Linked DNA regions of Homo sapiens: region 2 is linked to region 1. The links are chromatin loops, found by intact Hi-C in ENCODE. Cell type or tissue: Calu3. All regions are shown on one strand.

Region 1 (4,000 bases):
TCGTGAGACTCGATTGGCTGCGTAGCAGCAAGTATCATTTCTGTGATTCCTGTAAAGGAATCACACGACGACTTCCAAGTGCATCTGCTTGCTGTGTGGATGGCCTCTAATGAGACACAGTTTCTAGCCAATTGGGTTTCACACCGCTCAGTGCCAGCTTGGCGATTTGTTTTGCATTAAACACTGCAGCCTGTTAACCTGGTGAGTAACTGTTCTGGATGGGCAGCCAGAATCCCTCACTGAACTGCCCTTTTTTCTTAAAAGAAAAAGAAAATGATGATGGTGGGGGTGGTGATGATGATGATGAAAATGCGATCAATCAGGTTACCATCTTAAAACTTGAATTCATTGAGTTAAAATGACCCAGATAATGGGCCTTTTAAAAATATTTTCGGCCGGGCGCGGTGGCTCACGCCTGTAATCCCAGCACTTTGGGAGGCCAAGGCGGGCGGATCACGAGGTCAGGAGATCGAGACCATCCTGGCTAACACGGTGAAACCCCGTCTCTACTAAAAATACAAAAAAATTAGCCGGGCGAGGTGGCGGGCGCCTGTAGTCCCAGCTACTCGGGAGGCTGAGGCAGGAGAATGGCGTGAACCCCAGGGGGCGGAGGCTGCAGTGAGCCGAGATTGCGCCACTGCACTCCAGCGTGGGCGACAGCGAGACTCCATCTCAAAAAAAAAAAAAAAAAAAAAAAAAAAAAAAAAAAAAAAATATTTTCTGGGCCAGGCACGGTGGCTCATGCCTGTAATCCCAGCACTTTGGGAGGCCGAGGCAGGTGGATCACTTGAGGTCAGGAGTTTGAGACCAGCCTGGCCAACATGGTGAAACCCTGTCTCTACTAAAAATACAAAAAATTAGACGGGTATGGTGGCAGGTGTCTGTAGTGTCAGCTACTCGGGAGGTGGAGGCAGGAGAATTGCTTGAACTCGAGAGGTAGAAGCTACAGTGAGCCGAAATTGTGCCACTGCATTCCAGCCTGGGCAACAGAGCAAGGATCCATCTCAAAAAAAAAATTCTGGAACATTCCAGGGTAGTGCTCAATCCTCAATCCATTTTTCAGCCTTTCTGTGCCCTCTGCTCTTGCTGGGAGAACTAGGCCTCTCCGTTTCTTTCATTTCAGTCTCAAGATAATTTAGAGTTCTGGAGTGCGCAACACACTTGGGAATTCGACCTGGAGGTGACTGAGCTGGGGCCTGGGGGCAGTGGAGGGGAGCAGTATAGGAACAAAGACATCAGACTTCATAAATCTCAACTGTAAATGTAAAAGTCCTCCTGTGTCTGACACCACCAGAATTGTAGGATTTTTCTTCTTTAGGTGACAAAAATGAACGGTCCCCAGCAGAAGCAGTCTGTCCATGGTCTCTTTCTCATTGGTCCAAATAAACTTAAAACCTTGTGCTAGGCCAAGAGTCTGGATCCCAAAGCACACTCACCAAGGCTCCATTTGAGCCCCCCATTTACCCTGAAAATACTGTGGTCACCCTCCCCGCATTCCTCCTACCTCTTTCCACAGCAGAAGGGAGGGGGTGTGTCAGCTGTGATACCATCAGCCACCAATGTGTGTCACCGCTCCTTCCACAATGGGACGCTTGCTGGGAAAAACAGCTCATTCTCAAGCCTCCTTCCCTCGAGGTCAGGGCAGGGCAATGGTGGGGATCAGTCTCTGCAGAAGAAGAATCTTGATTTTCTGGATTTCAGCTGCAACTTCTGCTTCAACAAGAACTATGTAGAGCCCATCAGAACTATTAGGCTGCTGAAATGAGTTGATGAAAGCTATGCCCCATCCACATGTGAAACTTACAGGGTGATAATAAAAGGTTTCCGTGGCAATGACAACAAATGTTTTGTTTCTTTGTTTGTTGCTTGTTTTTCTAGGCACTTCCACCAGGGGATGCAATGAATGTTTTTGACCTACAATGAAAAAAAAAAGTCTTCTTAGCTTGCAGAAGTCAGGAAAGATTGTGTGCACATGCATATGTGTTTGTAGGTGTTTGCATAGTGTACATTAAGTGTGAGGTGTGTGTGTGTGTGTCACTTTCAAAGTACCAGAAGCCAAATCATCTGTTGATTTTCTGACAAGGTACATGGTCCTTTTCAACTACCAAAAATAGAAAGATGACCATAAGCAGATGAATATTGTCAGAAAGCACACACCAGACAGCCCTGAGCATTTGATTCAGCTGACATTGGCAACTGTTCACAGTGAGTTTCTGCTCCCATCGTGGTCAAGACAATCCTCCAAGCACTGTGGCCCCTAAGGCCAAGCCCAGAAGTTGCAGGGCTCATTGGTTTGACACCAATATGTGCTGATTAAGAAGCTGCACCCTGGAGAACCACAAATTGTTTTAAGCATTTTGTGATCTAACATCTTTTTTTTTTGAGACAGGGTCTCACTCTGTCGCCCAGGCTGGAGTGCAGTGCTGTGATCATGACTCACTGCAGCCTCGATTCCCCTGGGTTCAAGCATTCCCTCCTACCTCATCCTCCCAAGTAGCTGGGAATACAGGCATGCACCGCCATGCCCAGTTATGTTTTTGGTTTGGGGTGGCTTTTTGGTTTTTCATTTTGTTTTTGTGGAGACAGGGTCTTGCTATGTTGCCCAGGCTGGTCTTAAACTTCTGGGCTGAAGCAATCCTCCAGCTTTGGCCTCTCAAAGTGCAGGGATTACAGGCATCAGCCACCACACCTCGCCTGTGATCTAACATCTTAAGATTTCAAGCAAATATGATTACTTTCCAAAAGAGAATACTTCCCCAGTGCTTCTCTCAAAGAACCCAGGGTTAGCAAGCCATTTGAGACTTGTTTGGTGAAGTGTTTGTGAGATGATTCCATAACATATAAAAGAAACTTAATCAAGGCAATATGAGGCTTTGTGAAAATTAACAGACAAATAACGGGGGCTCTAGAGTTCAATGCAGAGGACTGGGCTGTGGCCAGACTCCCAATTGCAAGAGGGTGACACACATCAGTACACAAAGAAGCAACCAGCAGGCAGGTCACGTCTGAAATACATAAACCCATGCTGTCCGTAATGCAATTCAAAGAACTTGTCGTGCTAGACCATTTTACATAAATATTTTCCAACATATTCAATCAGCCCCCTCAAATTGACACTGTCACCAACATCAAATCAATACTTCTTGGGAGGGAGGAATAAGTATCTTATCTAATAATCAACTTATTTGAGATCTGCAATGCTGGCTGCTATTACCGAAAGACATTTCTCAATTATTTACATTTAACTATACATTACTTTGATTTTTGTCTCAGCTGCATTCAGATAAAATGTGAGCTTCTAATTTAATTTTTGTCTGGATTTCCTGTGACATATCTATTTATGCCAATTTCCCAGGAGGAAATGGACATCAGTAATAAAGATAGTTATAGAAAACACTTACAAAGCACTTTTAGCATGCCAGACTCTGGTCTCAAGCCACCATCAGGATTGTCCACTTCAATCTTCAGGCAAGTCTATGAGGAGGCCACAGATTGATATCCCCATTTTATGGATGATGAACTGGAGCTGAGATTAAGTGTCTTATCCCTGAGATTTGACCCCGGCAGTCTGACTCTAGAGCCCTGCTACTGGCAGGACATGGTGATTCCCACTTGAAATCTCCGCACTTTGGGAGGCCAAGGCAGGAGGATCACTTGAGCCCAGGAGTTCAAGACCAGCCTAGGCAGCAATGCACGACCCTGTCTCTACAAAAAATTAAAAAGTTATCTGGGCATGGTGGTGCGTGCCTGTAGTCCCAGCTACTTGAGGGGCCAAGGATGGAGGATAACTTGAGCCTGGGAGTTAAAGACTGCAGTAAGTTTTTATTTATTTATTTATTTATTTATTTATTTTTACTTATTTATTTATTTTGAGACAGAGTCTCACTCTGCTGCCCAGGCTGGAGTGCAGTGGCACGATCTCAGCTCACTGCAACCTCTGCTTCCCAGATTCAAGTGATCCTCATGCCTCAGCCTCCCAAGTAGCTGGGATTACAGGCGT
Region 2 (4,000 bases), 58 kb after region 1:
TATTTATAATTTTCCCTTTGTTTAACGATTTCCATAATCAGAAATTTAAAAATGAATATTGATTTTTTTAGATTTAGTCTCAGCAACACCAATGAAAATATGCCTTTTTGCTTCCAATCCTTTCAAATGGTGACTCATAATAATGAAGCTCCTAATACTGAACTGTCTGTATTCCTAGAATAAGCCTCCCCTAAAAGAATGAGCACATGCTGGTGCACAAATTAAAGTTTATAAACTGTGTTCTCAGAAGCTTTAAGTGCCTAAGATTTTTATACAAAGATGATTGTCAATTGTCAGAATTATATATTCTGCATAAAACAATAGAGAATTAAATGGAATTCCACCAATTCCATCCAATGTGAAATGCTAGGCAGCTTATTGTAGTCATTAAATACTTTATTGTAGAAAGTTTAAATTATAACAGTAGCCTTCCATAATTCCAATTTTATAAAAATATATGTATTTTTAAATACTGAAAAATAGACCTCAAAATAATAATAATGGTTATATCTAGTGATAACGCTATGAGTGATTTTTATTTTCTTTTTTTTCCTATATATTTCTAATTTTCTACAGCGAATTTTTGAAATCAGGAAAAAAGTTATTTACAAAATTAAAGCAGTTCACCTGTCACCCAAATCTTGGTTTCTGATACCTTTCTCCAATAAAAGAACTGGAGAAATTATCAGTCTAGTCTAGGACTGTGGTGGGGAATATGCAAAGTGATCCTGGAGCGTCTCAGGTCCAGCATGTAAGGAAGTGCTTAAGAAACAAAACTTGAGGTGTGGCAGCAGGACACGGGACCCAACCACAGAGGCCCAGGGGGCAAGGCTGGAGGAGTTTGAGCAACAAAATAAATAGTGCAATACAGAATTTGCACCAATGTAGGGACCAGCCCCACATGATCGGTGGGTTTTTCTCCCTGTGTGCAGAGACGAGAGATTGTAGAAATAAAGACACAAGACAAAGAGATAAAAGAAAAGACAGCTGGGCCTGCGGGACCACTACTACCAAGACGCGGAGACCGGTAGTGGCCCCAGATGCCAGGCTGCGCTGATATTTATTGGATACAAGACAAAGGGGCAGGGTAAGGAGTGTTGAGTCATCTCCAATGATAGGTAAGGTCACATGGGTCACGTGTCCACTGGACAGGGGGCCCTTCCCTGCCTGGCAGCAGAGGCAGAGAGAGAGAGGGAGAGAGAGAGAGACAGCTTACGCCATTATTTCTGCATATCAGAGACTTTTAGTACTTTCACTAATTTTGCTACTGTTAACTAAAAGGCAGAGCCAGGTGTACAGGATGGAACATGAAAGCAGACTAGGAGCGTGGCCACTGAAGCACAGCATCACAGGGAGATGGTTAGGCCTCCAGATAACTGCGGGCGGGCCTGACTCATGTCAGGCCCTCCACAAGAGGTGGAGGAGTAGAGTCTTCTCTAAACTCTCCTGGGGAAAGGGAGACTCTCTTTCCCAGTCTGCTAAGTAGCGAGTGTTTTTCCTTGACACTGACGCTACCGCTAGACCATGGTCCGCTTGGCAATGGGCATCTTCCCAGATGCTGGCATTACCGCTAGACCAAGGAGCCCTCTGGTGGCCCTGTCCAGGCATAACAGAAGGCTCGCACTCTTGTCTTCTGGTCACTTCTCACTGTGTCCCTTCCGCTCCTATCTCTATATGGCCTGGTTTTTCCTAGGTTATGATTATAGAGCAAAGATTATAATAGTATTGGAATAAAGAGTAATTGCTACAAACTAATGATTAATGATATTCATATATAATCATATCTATGATCTATATCTAGCATTAACTCTTGTTGTTTTATATATTTTATTATACTGGAACAGCTCGTGCCCTCGGTCTCTTGCCTCGGCACCTAGGTGGCTTGCTGCCCACATCCCAAAGTATAAAATAACCACGTGTCCATACTGATGTATATAAATGGTTGAATAGGTGGGTGAGAATAGACACACCCCATGCAAAAGAATTCCATGTAATTGACGTAGATACCCCTCCCTCAAGGAGGCAGTTGATTATCCCAGCTCTTACGTGTGGGCTGCACCCAGTGACCCCCTTCCCAGTGGTACACTTTGGAAACCGGGTTGAGAAAGAGGAACTTGACCCTGGAGAAACCTGACCTCAGCCAGGGGAGGAAGGTCAGGGGTGAGTTCTCCTGAGAGTGGGATGTGGGGAGGATGGCCCTTTTCCTTTGTAGCCTTTCTCCCAAGAACCCATCAGCTCAGTCTAACCATGAAAAAAAACAGCAGACAGCCCCAACCTGAGGGACATTTTACAAAATATCTGACCCATGTTCCTCAGATCTGTCAAGGGCATTAAAAACAAGGCAAGTTGGCCGGGCTTGGTGGCTCAGTGCGTGTAATCCCAGCACTTTGAGAGGGTGAGGCAGGCGATCACCTGAGGTCAGGAGTTAGAAACCAGCCTGGCTAACATGACGAAACCCCATCTCTACTAAAAATGCAAAAATTAGCCAGGCGTGGTGGCACACACCTGTAATCCCAGCTACTCGGGAGGCTGAGGCAGGAGAATCGCTTGAACCTGGGAGGCGGAGGTTGCAGTTTTCCGAGACCACAACGCTGCACTCCAGCCTGGGCGCCAGAGTGAAACTCCGTCTCAAAGAGACAAGGCAAGTAGGAGAAATAATTGCAGTCTAGAAGATCTTAAGGAGACGTGAGGACTAAAAGCCATGTTGTCCTGGATGGGGTCGTGGAACAGAAACAGGATGTTAAGTACACACCAGGGAAATCCGAATAAAGTGTGGACTTCAGTTAATAATGATGTAAGGAACATTGGCTCCTGATTTATGGCAGATGTACCCCAGGAAGGTAACATGTTAACAGTAAGGGAAATAACTTTTCTATATATCTGTATCTATACCTGTAACTATTCTAAAATTAGAAGCTTTTTTTTTTTAAAAAAAAAAGGGAAAACAGTAAACAATAGCTCATCACTCTTATTTTTAAAAGGTTGGAATAACATTAGAGATGTTCTATAGGATCAATTTGAGATTTCTGGAGTTTACTTTCTGACCCAGTTTTCTCAAAAATATGAAATTCTTGTTGCATAAGTCTGACTTGTCACTGGGGGATCATTCCAGATAAAGAATTTTCTGGTGAGGCCTCGGGACCACATCTGAATGAAAGTGAGGAGGCGAGTGTCTGAACAGCCAGCATTTCGTGTCTGTTTCCCCTCTGCATAACATAAAAATTAACGTATGATAGCACAACATATGTAAAGTCACCTTGGTAGAGGCACTAGGCGGAAGGGAGTGGGCATCTCTTGGCTGGCAATGAGCTGGGTGCCCAGCCATCATGGTGCAGGGCAGTTGCCCTTCTCAAGCAACTGATCCAGAGACATTTGAGCAGGGGACTGTGACCACACTACAGTACACACCACGACCGTGTGACAGTCACAGATACAGACACTGAGTTTAATGGCTTGGGGGTGGAGAAGTTGCCAGTTGCCCACCCTCTGATAAAGATGTTAGTGAAAATATTATAGATTTATTGAGGTTTGTCAAAAAATTGCTGCATCTCAGATATAAATGGGCAAAATAAAATGAATTAAGGTTAGGGTTTTTTTGTAGATAACCAAGAATAAAATGTAGTGATTTTGTTTTATTATGCCAGCTGTAATAAAGTCTTAAGGAGAATGCAGGCTGTAAAAGCTTAAAGAGAATAGGGGAACAATTTTTTTAAATATTTAATGAAATGTCAAACATTTTACCACATTTTGAAGAAATAAAACATTGTAGATATAGCTAAAGCCTCACTTTCTTACTTCTTCACCCCTTCCTCCTGAGAGGTAACCCATTGTCTTGACAGTGATGTGTATCATTGCAGGTATTCGTGAATAACTTTTCTATGTATATAACATATGTATGTGTATATACATACATATGGATGTATTAAGTAATACATTCTGTTGGTTTTGGTGTTTTAACAATTTATTTAAATTAAAAGCTTAACAGATCTGTTTATTTTTC

What was found. A loop is a pair of places that touch in the nucleus more often than their neighbours do. Peaks named below come from ENCODE experiments on the same cell type or tissue, not always from the same donor. Only the 100,000 strongest peaks of a DNase experiment are listed, where the experiment ranks them.
Region 2: a loop joins it to region 1, with 8 times the contacts of the local background. A loop is called at or near these places in 1 of 110 quality-filtered maps.

The regions. Positions count from the first base shown.
Region 1 is chr19:32,317,497-32,321,496 of GRCh38, forward strand. It overlaps LOC124904688 (a long non-coding RNA gene), which reads right to left and starts at 1,914. Exons shown (of 2, transcript XR_007067224.1): 1 at 1,505-1,914. In Calu3, CTCF peaks have their summits at 1,516 and 1,722; a DNase peak (open chromatin) is centred at 1,575.
Region 2 is chr19:32,375,723-32,379,722 of GRCh38, forward strand. All of the region lies in intron 5 of ZNF507 (zinc finger protein 507), which reads left to right. Among named protein-coding and RNA genes, the nearest start is that of DPY19L3-DT, 28 kb to the right of the region's middle. In Calu3, no CTCF peak of the experiment used is centred here; a DNase peak (open chromatin) is centred at 1,559.